Regions from separate parts of the Homo sapiens genome. Here region 2 is linked to region 1. The links are chromatin loops, found by intact Hi-C in ENCODE. Cell type or tissue: heart right ventricle. All regions are shown on one strand.

Region 1 (8,000 bases):
GAGGAGGAACAGGTGCAGCCTGGGGGCCTCCAGCCCCTAGAAGTTGCTTCTCTGTCTTTGCTTTCTCCTCTCCCTCTTTGCCGTCTGCTGTGCTTTCTTGACCCCTCCTGCCCCTCATCTTTTTCCTCTCTCCCAATCTTTTTTCTCTCCTTTCCACTCCTCCCCTCTCTTCCTCATCTGTGGTCTTTTCTCCTTTCTTTTTGCTTTTGTTTCTCTGTCCCACCTTATTTTCCCTCTCCACATATTTCTCATCTGGGAAACCAGTCCTTAACCAAATTCTGTGTTTTGATTTTGAGCAGTTGCCACCATTCCCCCAAGCCGTCCTGATCCTGGCTTTTCTTGGGCCCCTGCCTATTTCCTCACCCCCACACTCTACTCCAACTCCCCGACACACACACACAGACACACACACACAGCCTCCTCGCCCCTCCCCCAGCTCCCCTCCCCTCCCTCAGGCCTCAGCTTTCTCTTGACAGATGGGAGGGCAGTGAGCACTCCCTCTTTAAAACAACATTTAATCGCCGTTTTCTGTTCTTGGACATCAAAGCTGGGGCTTAGGCGCTGTGCTGGGGTCGCGGCGGCGCGGGCGCTGGGGGAGAGGAGGTGAGTGAATAGGGGCTGGGCTGAATGGGCTTTGTGTGACCGCCAGCTCTGCCAGCTTTACATGCTCTTTGACCCAGATATGATCTCATGGAGAGAAAGGGGCCCTGGCCAGGCCAGCCTGAGAATGCTCCCTCCGTGGCCTGACTCAACCCCTCTCCTCCCTGCCTGGGGCAGGCGGCCCCACTGCCGCCCCCTGCCAGCCCCGGCTGCCACTGCCCTCTGCCCCAACCCTGGCAATTGTGGGCAGCCTCCTCCAGAACACACTCACCAGGAGGGCACATTGCTGGGGTCAGAAGAGGGGACAGGCACCGAGGCAGGGGCTGGGAGGATGCCGCCGTGGGGCTGCAGGGTGTTCTCCAGGGACCTTAAGCGGGAGCTCCCCGCATGCCCTGTAGTCCTGGCTGGGTTCAAGGAGGCGTTTGGGTCATTTCAGCCTTAGCAGCTCTCCTCCCAGTCGCTCTGAGGAACTCCTCTCCTGACCAAAGTGGAGAGCTGAGGCCCGGCGCCAGCAGAGGTTTGCTGAAGACTCAGGCAAGTTGCAGCCCGTGAGAAGAGGCATAAGGGAAGCCAAGGCCAAGGCCGCCTCCCTCCACTCAGCACGGCCAGGCCTTCCCATGTGGGAGCCCCTCACGCCCCTGGCACCAGGAAGGGAGGGGATTGGGGATCTGAAGATGACTGGCCTCAGTGCCCTGCTTCAGCCCAGACCCTCTGTCACTTCCATCCTCTGCTTTGCTTGCTGCCCAGAGCGATTTTCCAAAAATGCAAATAGCATCATGTCGCTCCCTAGATGAGAGTCCCTGGTGACTCCTCAGTACTCTGAGGATGGAATTCAAACTCCTTAACAAAGTTCCAAGACACCCTGAGTGACAGAGCCCCTGCTCAGCACCCAACTTCGTCTTAAGATCACTCTTGAGCCCCTCGGCCAACCCCTACTCTGCTCCAGCCGATGGGACCACGGGTGTTCTGGGCCACACCGAGCTCCATTCCCCTGTGGGCCTGTGCGTGTGCTGTTTCCTCTTCTGAGAGCTACGCAAACACACACACCCCTTCTGTCTGGCTCTCTCAACTTCTCCTTTTTCACTTTTCAGCTCAAACCTTCTCTCAGGAAGCCTTCCCTGGACCCCTGAAGCTAAATTAGGCATAGAGTCTCTATAGTACCATTTAGTCACCTGTTTCCTTAACTGTCACCATTACCAGACTGTCAGTTCCTTGAGGTCAGGAATTGTGTGTTATCTATCTTTGTGTTTCCAGAGCTTCATGCTGCCTGGCACATGATAGGCACCCGGTAAATCTTTGTTGTATAAATAGATGAAAGAAAGAGAGGGAGAAGGAGGGAAACAGAGAGGTAATTAGCACTCCAGGGCTCATGTTGCAGTTGTCAGGGGCACGTGAGAGCAGGGAAGGAGGAACATCACATGCCCGCTCGGGCACCTCCCCAGGACACGTGTACACACACGCAGAGGCCCAGTGGGGGGGGGGGAGCTCCTGCATCCCCACACCTGTGCTCATGTCGATTCATAGACCACCTGACCCGTGTCTGCCGCATGCCAGAGGAAGGAGCAGGAGGCAACAGGGCAGTGGTGCTTCATAGTTGGGAGCTGCCTGGGTGTTGCTGGGCAGGATGCGGGGCAGGAGAGGGGCTGGGGGGTTGCATATGTAGACACCTGGTCCTTGGCCCATGGGGGCAGGTCCATCCCCCAGCTCTCTGTGTGGTTTCAGGCCCAGCCCCGCCGCCATCCCCACTTCCACTCGTGGGCTGGCAGGAGGGCAGGCTCCTCTCCAGGCTGCGTTTTCTGCACCCAGGGGGTGCCTCAGTGAAAGTGAACTCGCTCATTTAAACCTGACTCTGCCGCCCTGCAGCCCCCTGCAGCGCTAATTACCCTGTAGTTCTAAACTGATTGCTGTACACTAAGCTTAAGCCCTCCTTTATTTATTTACTGACTACATTAATAGCAAAGCCACGCTGCGTTCAGCCGCTCCCAACTGTACACCGGCTGGCTGCACCCGTTCCCTCATGTCTTCCCAGGGAGGCAGGGTGGAGAGATGCAGCCTGGCACAAGGCCCCCTTACCCACCACCCTGACTGAATCTCCAGGGCCAGACAACATGAGAAATCACTGACTTCATCCATACCTACTCTGGGACCCGATGGGGCTCCTCTTATTCTGACTCTATGACAGAGTGGGAACATACAACACACAACAGCTCACCAAGCAGAGGGGTCTGCTATTCACAGCACACTCAGAATGCTGCCTTTCAGCCTTCACTTGTGGGATGAGACGCTGAGCGCTGGCCTCATTTTACAGATGGGTAAACTGAGGCTGTGGCTCCATAGCTGGTAGGTGGTATCTCAGGCATGCTGTCCATCGCGGAGATGGCCGCCCCACTTGTCCCCACCCAGCCAGCTTTGACAATTTCTGTTGTGTGTTCCCATAACTTCTACCCCTTGCCACGAGAAAGGAAGCCCTTCCCTATGTGGAACTGAAACTGCTTTTTTGCTCTCAGCTTTTCTGCCTCATTCACCTGCTTGTCCAGAATTTGCTGGCAACTTTGGGAATACAGCCTTTCCTTCATTCTCAGCCTTTACCAAGCAGGTCTAAGTCAGACCTTCGATGCCAATCCCCACTTCCCTCCAGCACTCACACATCCAGGGATGTCTGGGGAGAGGAGGCCCGCTCCGGGCTCCGGTGTGGTCAAGCCCTGCTGGTTCTCCCATTCTGGGGTACAGAGGTGCTCATAAACACTGTCCTTGCCTGCATCTCTGAGTGCCCTCAAATCCCCTGAGGCAGAGCTGGGCCCTGGCCTTGGGGCACAGCAGCTCTCTGAAGACCAGATGGGCCCCATCAGGGTGCAGCATACGGACCCACGGAACCAAGCACCCAGGCTCTACTCTGATGCCAAATAGCTTGGTGGCTGCCGTGCGGTGCACCCTAGAGGAAGAGGGGCAGCTGAGATTTGGCAGAATCTGGGATTCAGTCGAGGGGACCTGGGTTTGAGGCCAGCTCTGCTGTGCACCGCGTGACCTTCACTGTATCTCAAAGGCTCCCGAAGGCCTCACTTCCTCAACCCTAAGACTGGGGTCAGCAAATACCTAGCCCACCCATCCTCAGGACAATTGTGAAGCCAACTAGAGTAACGACGTGAATCAGCTTTCTAAACACCACGATGCTATAAACGTGAGTTATCAATGGGGACAGGCTCTGGCTGGTCTGGAAGGGGAGCTGGGGTCCTAGACATTTATTTCCAGAACAGGAGCCCACGGAGCCAGGGACCCAGGAGCCTGGGATTCTGGAGTAGTGAGGCTGCTGCCGGCATCTCCGGGACTCTGTCTCCACCTAGTGGGCACTGACTGCAGGTGCTTCTGCTGCTAAGGCCGCCTGGAAAGCAACTGGGGTTGCACATCCCCTTAAAAGCTGCCTTGGGGCCGGGCGCGGTGGCTCACGCCTGTAATCCCAGCACTTTGGGAGGCCGAGGCGGGTGGATCACCTGAAGTCGGGAGTTTGAGACCAGCCTGGCCAACATGGAGAAACCCCATCTCTACTAAAAATAAAAATAAATTAGCCGGGTGTGGTGGTGCATGCCTGTAATCCCAGCTACTCGGGAGGCTGAGGCAGGAGAATCGCTTGAACCCGGGAGATGGAGGTTGCGGTGAGCCGAGATGGCGCCATTGCATTCCAGCCTGGGCGACAAGAGCGAAACTCCATCTCAAAACAAACAAACAAACAAACAAACAAAAAGCTGCCTTGGTTCCTTTGGGTCCCCTGCTATCCCAGGTCAGGGTAGGGCTGAGTAAGGAGGGAATGTGGTTCAGATTTGTGCCAGAGAAGAAACGCTTTAAACTACTCGGGGTTGGGGGACGGTGTTCCGCTGGGCCTTTCCAGAAGTCTTCCTAAGTCAATAGTTCTTTCTTGACTTTTCTTCTCCCATCCACCAACTGGCCATATCAAATCCAACTCCTCCCATCCCTAAAAAGCTGAGTGGGAAGCTGCTGTCAGTCAGCCCTAACCCCAGGGATACGCGAGGCCTCATCTTGCACTGAGGGAAGATCAACCTCAGATGGAATTCAGCTTCTCGGAAGCTTTGTGACTGGGAAAGAAGCAGGCAGGCCTCGAAGGGTTTGCAGAAGGAGCCCAGAGTGCCCCTAGGGCTGGGTCACTGAGACCCTGGGACGTGACAGTAAAAGGCTACAGGGCAATGGGACAAACTCTTACTTCCTGAGGTCCTGAACCTTCCGAAAGCCTAGAAAACCCATAATGGAGGGTCGCTGAAGTCAGCTCCTGCCTTTAAATCCAACTGCCCTTTTTAAATTTTATTTTTATTTTTTATCTTCAGCTTTTAAGTTCAGGGGTACATGTGCCGGATGTGCAGGTTTGTTCCATAGGCAAACATGCGCCTTGGTGGTTTGCGGCACAGATCATCCCATCACCTAGTTACTAAGCCCAGCATTCCTTAGCTATTCTTCCTCATGCTCTCCCTTTCACCCCCAACCCAACACAGGCCCCGGTGTGTGTTGTTCCCCTCCACGTGTCCATGTGTTCTCATTGTTCAGCTCCCACTTATAAGTGAGAACATGCGGTGTTTGGTTTTTTGTCGAACTGCCCTTTTAATGCAGTGAGTGAGACTGGTGCCTGTCCTAAACCCTCCACACCCCACTTTCAGCTCTCAGAACCAGTTCACCAGCCAACCCCTGCACTTGGCCTACAGATGATTTGACTGGAAGTGATCTTAGGACAGGTCATCTTTTCACTCTCCTTGCCTCTGTGCGCTTCCAGCCATCTCAAATGGATGCAACTAAATGGTTTGGAAAACCCCTCCAACACGAAACTTCTAGGATTCTAGGACTCTAGGACTCTACTATAGAGCCAACTATAAAGATCCTCAGAAAAACACATACCCCTGGCTCCCTATCACCTGTCAGCACTTTTTAAAGCAGCAGCATTTCACTTTGTTTTCCCCTCCACGCCGACCAGTGTGGTCTTCAGCATAGAGTGAGCTTCTAGTGACACGAGCTGGAGGGAAAGAGGAAGTGCATCAGGACGGCTCGTCCAATGGACAAGGTAAGGGAAAGATCTTCCCTAATAACTCTCCATTTGGGAAGGAGGGAGTCACAAATGGCAGGGGAGGTGGGGACACTGGCCCTCACCAGCTCAACTTGAGGAATACTCACCTTACTCTCAGAAATCTGTCGATTACCATTCCTCCTTCACCCCCATCCCAAGCATGGGTACTTGACCTTTTCCTGAATTCTCCACAGCTGACACCAGCTGAATGCTTTTCCTGAATTCTCTGGCACAGCTGAGACCAGCCTGGGATATTTAAATTAGATTTCTCTGAAGTCTCAAGGATGGCAAAAGAAAACAAGCACCAATGAAACTGAGTACCCCCCCTGTTTCTAAGAGAAAAAAAGTTAATTTTTACAGTTATGATTATTTTCTCTTTTCTCTTTTCTCCTATTCCCTGCTTCCTACTTAGCTCTTTAGAAATGATTATAACCTTTACCTTCCCTTCACCAGACACTCCCTTCTGGGCAAGCTTATCTGACTGTGTGCTTACTTAGCAGCTCCAGAGCTGAGCTCTCTCCTACCAGGAGCTTGCGTCGAGAGACAGCAGTCAATTATTTACAACCTGAAGGGTGCCCATTACAAAACTCTTTCCCACCTGAAGAGTATCTCAAAATCATGGCCACTTTATAACCTAGCTCTGCCCACGATGGCACCAGCTCAACCACCTGGCAGATAACGCACAAACCACGTAGACCCCACACCTGCTCGCTCCCTCCCCTGTATGCCGTTCAAATTAAGTCCCCCTTTAAAAGTCCCGAATTTCTGCCCCAAAAGTGAAGTGCTAGCCTTAAAGGCAGAAGCCTGGACTTCCTCCCCTAAGCTAAACTTTGGAATAAAGTCAGTGTCTTTATACCAGACCTCTTGTTAGTTGAACTCTACAAGTGGCAAGCAACTGAACCTCCATTTTGGTTACACCAAGAACAGCATAACATTAGATCATCTGGTTCACAGGCAGCAGCATGGCTCCCATATCATGCCTTCCTGCCTGGTTCTCTGCCTGCCTTCAGGAGACAGGGCCTGTCTTTAATCCCTGCCACTGACAAGCCTGATAAAGTGAGACCCAGAGTGACGTGGGCTTCCTGTTTCTAATGGACTATGTGTCCATCCTCTTATTAAAAGTCAGCTCCTCCTCTTGGGCTCTGGATCATATCCTCTCAGTCTTTCCAAGCCCTTTGCTCCTGTGCTTGTCTTCTGTTTGCTACATCCATTTCCCCCTCTCTTCCTAATTATTCACATCAGCATAGAACACCTCCCATTTTAGCAAACCTTTCCTTGAGCCCACATCCCCCTTTAGCTTCCACCCATATTTCTCTCTTCCTTGGAAGAGCAAAATTCTAGAGAGCTGTCTGCAGACACTGTCTTCCTTCCTTTTTCTTACAACAATTTCCAATTTGAGTTTTATCTCTGTTATTCCTTTAAAATTGTCTTTTCAAGTTCACTAGTGGTTCCACCATGCAAAATGCAATGGCTTCTTTGCTGATCTGAAAATATAGGATTAACAAACTCAGTTTCTTCCTGCCACCCTCTCACAACATAGTCACATGCAGCTTCTGACACCTAATGTAGGGGGCTTCTCCCCACACACCAAGCAAGCACTCCTCCAGTAGCTGACACCAGCTGGGTGCTCTCTAACTCAATTCCATTCCAACACTACCTACCTGGAGATAGCATCAGATCCCACAGGTTAAGGGTTCAGTCCCACAAAAGCGCCTCCCACTTCCAATGCCAATCACAAGCTCCAGGTTGTTTGATCCGTGCTTCTGATGACCAGCTATATATCAGGGTTCCCACAACCTCCTCATTGGGTTTGATTAATTTGCTAGAGTGGTTCACTGAACTTAGGGAAACATCTACATTTACCTATTTACTATAAAAGATATTACAAAGGATACAGTTGAAGAGATGCATAGGGCAAAGTATGGGAAGGGGCTTGGCACTTCCATACCCTCCCTGGGTGTGCCACTCTCCAGGAACTTCCAGGGATGTGGCAGTCTGGAAGCTCTCTGAACCCTGTCCTTTTGGGTTTTTATGGAAGCTTCATTATATAGGCATGATTGATTAAGTTACTGGCCATTGGAAATCAACTCAACCTTCAGCCCCTCTCCCTTCCCTGGATGTTGCAGGGTAGGGTTGAAAGTCCCAACCCTCTAATTCTGCCTTGGTCTTTCCAGCAACCAGCCCCCATCCTGAAGCTGCCTATGGGCTGCCAACCCCTCAGTAAACTCATTCGCATATGAAAAGGCACTTTTTAACATAAAATCACTTTGAAGATTTCAAGGATTTTAGGAGTTGTGCGCCAAGAGACAGGGACGAAGACCAAATATATATTTCACAA
Region 2 (8,000 bases), 450 kb before region 1:
GCCTAGCCATCCAAAGCAAATATGAAACTTCCCTAGGCCTCAGGTTTTCCCATCTCTAAAACAAGAAATGCTCACTAGGGTCTATGTCAACTCAAAAATTCATTTTCTGAGTTCATCTTCATTGATCACAAAGACAGCCTGGCACAATATTATCTCGCAGCTAATACATCTAATCATTTGAAGGATGAAAAACCATGTGTGATGTTTAGAGCAAAACCAAAGCACTGCAAGAGAAGAGGCACACTAGTGTATGTGACAAGGGAGGTTATGCATGGCTGTGACTCTTAGTATTCCCAGGTAGGCATCTACAGAGAACAGCATCCTGACTAATAATCTTGGTAAAATAAAAGGCCAACATACTTTCCTTTTTGATAGAGTTCTAGGCCTGTTAGGAGATACACAGACACTTTTCGGAACAAACTATAATCTTCATGCCACTTCTGAAAAAGAATGACGATTATTAATAATCATGATCATAATAGATTGTTAGTGTCCTTCCCATCTAAGTTTTAAATTCATTACAAATATTTACTGAGCACATCTGGCTAGCCACAAAAATAACAAACAAAAGCTTTCAGATAAAAACCTACTCAACATTTAAAATAAAAGTCTACCACTGACCTTAATTTTCAATGTTCTGTTCCTTTCACTTGAGTAACAGAAGTACTTATTTCCTACGAGCTTCGGATTTTATCCTAATTTCTAACAGCTATGTAAAAGATATTCAGCTCTAGCTTAAGTGAATGACCTCTTTAGGACTGGTAAAACCATCCAGATATTGAAAATATGGAAGGACACGGACATTTCTAGTCATACAGAGCAAGTTCAAGTTCAGTAAGTGTGGTGAATACACCTTGGGTGGTACATAACATTGTTTTACATGGGATGCAATTGAAAACATGTGTAGCTATGTATTTTAATGCGTATTTTTAAAACTTTATCATTTAAAACAAACCAAAAGCATGATTTCAAGAATTTTACTGCCTAGGACAAGGCTAAAATAGGTATTTAAGGGAAGTGAAATGTTGACTCACTCTAAATGAAGAATGAAAATAAAGAGACCTGCTATTCTGAGGGCAAGAAAATATCATTTATCCATTCTTTACCAGGATTTTGAGGGGAAAGTGGAAGAACAAGTCAGTTTGTAATAGCACAAAATTGTTTATTTTGCCTCAGGTACCATTTACCTCAGGAATTAATGTTTTTGCTCTATAGACTTAAAGAAAACACTTTACCTTGTACTCTTCCATATTCATGTCATCTGGACCAATTTCCTTCAGTTTCGCTTGAGCCACCTTCATAATGCTGATTGATCTGTGTGGGACAAAGTTCAGAAAGCAATGAAAAGGCACAGGGCAAAACTTCCCCAACAGAGGAGTCCATCTAGCCCAACCCAGACCAAGGGATTCACCTGAATATTCTCTTCTCACCTTTCATCATAGCTAAGATTTTTATCTGCAAACTGTTCCAGAAGGGTTCGTTCTACTACCCTTTTGGGTGCTTCATTTTGGAAAAAGTAGACAAGGACATGCTGAAGTCGAGGATCACTGTGAGAGGTGGGGGTCTCTTTGGCAAGCTGATAGAGCCTGGAGTATTCTTCATGGAATGCCTATTAAGGGCAGAATCAATGGTTAGAAAATAGTGTGCTGTGGGCTTCTGCACACAGAAATTGATGCCTAGGAGCTAGGCAGTCTCTTGACTCTAAAAAGACTTCTAAAAAATTCATATCGAATTACAAAAACAACTATGGAATTTTTAAGTTTCTTGCATTTCATAAGGGATGAAACTCTTTTAGCATTCTGGCACCAAAAACATACTGTACTTTTTTTTTTTTTTGAGACAGAGTATCACTTTGTCACCCAGGCTGGAGTTCAGTGACATGATCACAGCTCACTGCAGCCCTGAACTCCTGGGCTCAGGTGATCCTCCCACCTCAGCCTCCCAAGTAGCTGGGACTACAGGCATATACCACCATGCCCAGTTAATTTTTGTATTTTTGATAGAGATTGGGTTTCGCCATGTTGCCCAGGCTGGTCTCAAACTCCTGAGCTCAAGCAATCCACCCACTTTGGCCTCCCAAAGTGCTGGGATTACAGGCATGAGCCACTGCGCCCAGCCTACTGTACTCTTAAGAAATTCAGTTTTCTCATAAAGTTCTCAGAAAAACAAATATTTAGTTTTAATTGTTATAAAAGGCAGATCCTTGTGTGTCAATGACTTAAACTTAAAGAATCTATACAAATGCAATTTTACTCAAGTATTTTTAAAAACACAGCCTACTTTGTTATGGCCTCAAAATTACAAAGGCACAATCTAACTCAGTGTTACTAACAGACAACTCCTAACAACAACAATGAAAAGCCCTCTAGGCTAGGTGTCACAGAGAATGTTACTGCTAGCCAAGGCTGGGTTAGGGTCAAGAGAAGAGAAGTGAACAGCTTGTTCATCAGTTGGACAGGAAAGGAAGTCTCATATTTCACTTCACAGAAGACTTTTTTTTTATTTTTTGGAGACAGGGTCTCACTCTGTCACCCAGACTGGAATGCAGTGGCACAATCATGGTTCACTGCAACCTTGAACACCTGGGCTCAAGTGATCCTCCTGCCTCAGCCTCCAAATTAGCTGGGACTACAGGTATGTGCTACCATGCCCAGCTAATTAAAAAAAAAAAAAATTCCTTAGTAGAGATGGGGGTCTCACTATGTTGACCCGGCTGGTTTTGAACTCCTGGCTTCAAGCAAGCCTCCCTCCTGGGCCTCCCAAAGTGCTAAATTACAGGTGTGAGCCACTGTGCCCAGTCCTTTTTATTTTTAAAGAGATGGGATCTCATTATGTTGCCCAGGCTGGAGTGCAGTGGTGCAATCACAGTACATTTCAGCCTCCAACTCCTGAGCTCAAGTGAGCCTCTACTTCAGCTTCCTGAGTAGCTGGGACTACATGCACACACCACCACACCCAGCCTTAACCCCATTTTTTCCCTTCTTATAGAATTATTTCCCCAATATTATGATGCCTATATTGTAAGAATTAGAATTTTAAAAACAGAGATACCTTAATCAGCCCTGCTTCAGACCCATCTCGGTCAAAGGTCTGACGGGCTTTAGCTATGGCCAGGATGACCCCTTGCATGGCAGGGCTCAGCATCACCTACCACAAGGGGGCACAAAACACAGAGAGAAAGGAGAGAAGAAAGGTTCAGCAGAAGACTGTATGAAAGCAGGCTGAACAGAGTGCTAAAGGGCAGCAGAGCAGTGTGCTCTTTGGCCAGCATGTATTGCAAGCTGAGTTTCACACACCCATTCCTATGTGCACCCACTGCCTCTGTCCTTCTATATAATGTCAACACCCTGCCCAAGACAAGCTATTCCTACGCTCTATGTTCTAATTCAGTAGGATAAAGAAAGATGTATGCCTAAAAATATCTCCCAATATGGCACTGCTGAAGAATTAAGTTAAATTATAGTTCTCAGAGGGGAAGTGTCTAAGGTCAGAATTCCAATTTAGTTCTGTACTTTGGGTGTATATCTTAAACACACAAATACTTTAGAGTTTTACTAGGATAAACAGTACATTTAAAATAGTCTGGAAACTAGCGACTATACAAATATGACTCCATAAAGTAAAAACTTTTCAAGGACTTTTTTTTTTTTTGGGAGACAGAGTCTCGCTCTGTCGCCCAGGCTGGAGTGCAATGGCGTGATCTCAGCTCACTGCAACCTCCGCCTCCCGGGTTCAAGCGGTTCTCCTGCCTCAGCCTCCCAAGTAGCTGGGATTATAGGTGTATGCCACCATGCCCAGCTAATTTTTGTATTTTTAGTAGAGACAGGGGTTTCACCATGTTGGCCAGGCTGGTCTTGAACTCCCGACCCGAGGTGATCCACCCGCCTTGGCCTCCCAAAGGGCTGGGATTATAGGCGTAAACCTCCGTGCCCAGCCTTGTCAATGATTTTTTTTTTTAAATACCCCACAGAAAAAAAACAGAAATCTGAGAGAGACAGAATTCATTATTGTTTATGTGCAGTGCAACTGAAGAGGAGACAGACAACAAACAACTTGGGGTTCTATAGCTTCTTCCTATAGAATTCCTTTACAATTAAAAATAACTTCAATCCACATTTGTTTAGCTCACTGGACAACTGAAAAATTTATATCTGGAGGTAAAACAATGGACTAATATCCAAAAAAAAGATTCCCTATTTTAAATTAGAAGGCAATCTTTTGTCCATAATACCAAAAAGGGAACTTAATTTTACTTTTCTGAGCCATCTAGACTCTGCAGTGGCCCCATTAAGTATAAGCCTGGGTAGATATACATATGCTGGGAGCGCTATACAATAGAAACATGGCTATCTTTTAAATAATGGTAACTAAGGTCAAAACCAAATAGGCTTTCTTGACAATCATTTTTTGCAACGAGAAAATATCAGCTATTGGCAGATACCTTAATATAGTCACAAGAGAAGGAAATATAAGACTGACAACAAACAACTATATCCTGCACTCATCTCTGTACCTCCTCATCATATCCATCTGCATCAGATCTAACCAGAATCCTTCCCACACTGGGAATCTCGACTTCAGAGACCTCAGAATTAGGCTGGGCAGTAGACTCTGCATCATTAGCCTTTGGGGGCTGTTCTGACTGCTCTGCAAGGTTTGTTTCCTGGGGCATGGGCTTCTTGGGTTCAGCTTCTTTAAGCTGTGGCAGCAGAGTGGGGAGAAAGAGTAAGAAAAAACAGGAGAAATAAATAGGGGTTGGTTAAAGGCAGCAGAGACACAGAATAATAGAAATGTGAGAAAACTGGCCATCGCTGCTGAAAGCCCGGCTCTCCTGAACTTGGGCTTCCCAGTCATTCTCACCTCACTCAGTGCCGCTTCTACACCGCTCTTCTCATAGGCACGGGCTGTGTTTGCAATAGCCTGGGCAGTTTGCTCCTTTACAATCACAGCATGCTCAGACGACAAGCAGCGAACCCCATGAGAAGAGGCTACTGAAGGCTCTGATAAAGAATTGAACAAAGGTCTTAGCATCTAATGATAAATAGTCTAGAACACTCAGATAAAAAGCAAGCAGAATGTATACAGTTTAATATACAACCCTGTTAACACAGCTTTTTACAAAAGCCTATGCAGATTTTCCCTAGAAATTAATAACTATAAGAAATGGCTACTTCAGCAAGAACTCTATTGATAAAGTCTGTAAACTTTGAACCCACAGATGATTCTGTAAAATTTAATGCACTCCCAACTTTGTCATATTTCTATCCATTAAGAAAACTTTCTACAAACAAGCATCTTTTAGGAAGATCACCTTTGGAGAATGGTTTTCATAAAGTCTACCTATTAACCCTATCATAGTTTCTCCCATAACCTGGGAAATAAGCAAAACTATATACACAGTGAAGGTCACAGGTAGTTAGTCTTTCTGATACTGCTTCTGTTCATCAGAAATCACATTCTAATGCCACAATTCATTCCATCAGGTTGTACCTGGCATACCAACTGTATATGAAATATACTGTGAAGACTGTGGCATCACCTAGCCAGCTGAAGGGTATAGGGCTGGCTAGGGGAGTACAGCATGAGATGTTACTGGATCACTGGCATAAATGCCTTCTCAGATACCTTGTGATGTAGAGTAGTCCTGTGATGAGGAGTTGGTGGAGGACTCCATTTGAGGGATTTTGCAAGACTGCTCTTCTTCCCACTCCTCTACTTCCTGCTCAAACCGCCAGTTATCCTCCTGAATGTAATGCTTGAGTTCCACAGATAGGGCTTCCACTTCTGACATTTGATCTGATTCAGTTGGGGCTGCCTCTGAGGAAAAGCAAAGATAGAGTTAAAAGGTCACAAGGAACGAAAACATCCTTTTTAGAAAAGAAGAAAGCAGGGTATTTCATCTTTATCTTACTCCTAACTAAAAATACATGCACATAGAATCCATCAGAAATGCAGGCTGAGTATCTCTTATCCAAAATGATTGGGACTAGAACTGTTTTGGACTTCAAATTTTTTTCATATTTTAGAAAATCTGCACAATTAGTTATAGTTGAGCATCCCAAATCCTAAAATCCAACATCTGAAATTCAAAATGCTCCAATGAGCATTCCCTTCCAGCATCATGTAATGAAAAAGGCTCATAAAGTTTTGTGGATTTTGGAGCATTTGGGATTTTGGATATTCACATGTGGGATGCTCAACCTGTATGGACAATGTAAGGGCAACAATTGATAACAGTGCCTGACATTTAGTAGGCACTCATTAAACATCTGCTAAGTGAATGAATAACACAGAGTTAAAGATATGGAAAGTGGGCCGGGTGCAGTGGCTCACGCCTGTAATCCCAGCACTTTGGGAGGCCAAGGCAGGCCAATCACTTGAGGTAGGAGTTCAAGACCAGCCTGGCCAACATGGTGAAACCCTGTCTCTACTAAAAAAAATACAAAAATTAGTCAAGCGTGGTGGCGCATGCCTGTAATCCCAGCTACTTAGAAGGCTGAAGTGGGAGAATCGCTTGAACCTGGGAGGAGGAGGTTGCAGTAAGCTGAGGTTGCGCCACTGCGCTCCAGCCTGGGAGACAGAGTGAGACTCCATCTCAAAAAAAAAAAAAAAAAAAAAAAGATTTGGAAACTGGTCACTGTCAATCACTGGATATACCAATCATTTCAGGGAAATTCAGAAAATCATTAGAGCCAATAAAAATTTCAAGATAAACAGTTTTATCCATTTAACCACTGCATTTGGCGGATAAGAATGTCCATTTCAAAAAGGTTAGAGATGAATTTCAAGACATTTATACCACCAACTTTCATACAATTCAGTACTATGAGAAAGCAATTTGATACAATGGTGAAATGGTCAATAATACCTGGCTTTAATGGCAAGGATATCAATGACATATAAAATTTCATTTTCTAACCCTGTGACCAAAACAAACAAAAAAAGTCTATAGCAGATTAACACATTCACTTACTGGTTGCCATTAATCAGCCTTTTCACTAAGCAAATGACAGTTTCCACTTGTTTGTTTCTATAATAGAAAAATAAACCATGCATGCAATAACAAGGCTCCTATATATTAACAACAGCTAGTACATTCAAGCAGCTATTCATTCCTTCGCAGCATAAATATACAATTGTGAAGATTACTTACTGTTCATTTATCATTCTCTCCATTCCCTAATCCCCAACCACACTAGCAAATCAGAAAGATAACGTGCTGCCTGGACAGAACACCTTACATGTTTGTTTTTTTTGAGACAAAGTCTCACTCTGTTGCCCAGGCTGGGTGCAGTGGCACGATCTCAGCTCACTGCAACCTTTGCCTCCCAGGTTCAAGCAATTCTCCTGCCTCAGCCTCCCAAGTAGGTGGGATTACAGGTGTGTGCCACCATGCCCAGCTAATTTATGTATTTTTAGTAGACACAGGGTTTTACCATGTTGGCCAGGTTGGTCTTCAACTCCTGGCCTCAAGTGATCCGCCCGCCTTGGCCTCCCAAAGTGCTGGGATTACAGGCGTGAACCACCATGCCGGGGCGATGTTTCCTTACTTACGCCACACAGTAAAGTTTGAATACTACAGGCAAAAGCTTTCTACTATCTTACTTATAAAATGTTCATCATAAGACCTCTCATAGAGGATGTGAAAGAAAGAGAGAATAATGTAAATTGAAAACACCACAGAATTTGGAGAATTGTATTTGAATCTTGGGACTGCCATTTATTGACTATGTGATTACTCAACTTTAGAACCCTTTGGAATCTGTTATCCAGCTGGAAAATGAAGATGACAACATTTTCAAACTCTTTCCCTCCTTTTCACAGCTGTAAGTTCTTAGAGAAATAAAAGTTTGAAAGCATGCTTTAAGAAGTAAAGTACCAATATAAATGATAATTATTATTGCTCTCTGTATGAGTAGTAGTATTACAACAACTGTGAAACTATTCAGGCAAATACACCTGTAAAATTTAGTTATTCTGGGCCCCACAACTGTAATCCC

Evidence for each region. Hi-C counts contacts between places; a loop is a spot of excess contacts. Peaks named below come from ENCODE experiments on the same cell type or tissue, not always from the same donor. Only the 100,000 strongest peaks of a DNase experiment are listed, where the experiment ranks them.
Region 2: it touches region 1 in a loop (5-fold over the local background); 27 of 110 quality-filtered maps call a loop at or near these places.

The regions. Positions count from the first base shown.
Region 1 is chr11:114,257,276-114,265,275 of GRCh38, forward strand. It overlaps a transcript of NNMT not described here. Among named protein-coding and RNA genes, the nearest start is that of NNMT, 35 kb to the right of the region's middle. RefSeq lists an enhancer at 340-868. In heart right ventricle, CTCF peaks have their summits at 817, 3,943 (motif pointing left), 4,156 and 5,618; DNase peaks (open chromatin) are centred at 426, 596, 1,136, 3,946 and 2 weaker places; H3K4me3 peaks cover 1,243 bases; H3K27ac peaks cover 3,484 bases.
Region 2 is chr11:113,803,438-113,811,437 of GRCh38, forward strand. USP28 (ubiquitin specific peptidase 28) reads right to left here. Exons shown (of 26, transcript NM_001346252.4): 17 at 5,626-5,817; 18 at 4,861-5,000; 19 at 4,514-4,699; 20 at 3,052-3,147; 21 at 1,431-1,609; 22 at 1,236-1,314; 23 at 361-440. Among named protein-coding and RNA genes, the nearest start is that of CLDN25, 28 kb to the left of the region's middle. RefSeq lists a silencer at 3,199-3,248. In heart right ventricle, a CTCF peak has its summit at 3,152 (motif pointing right); no DNase peak of the experiment used is centred here.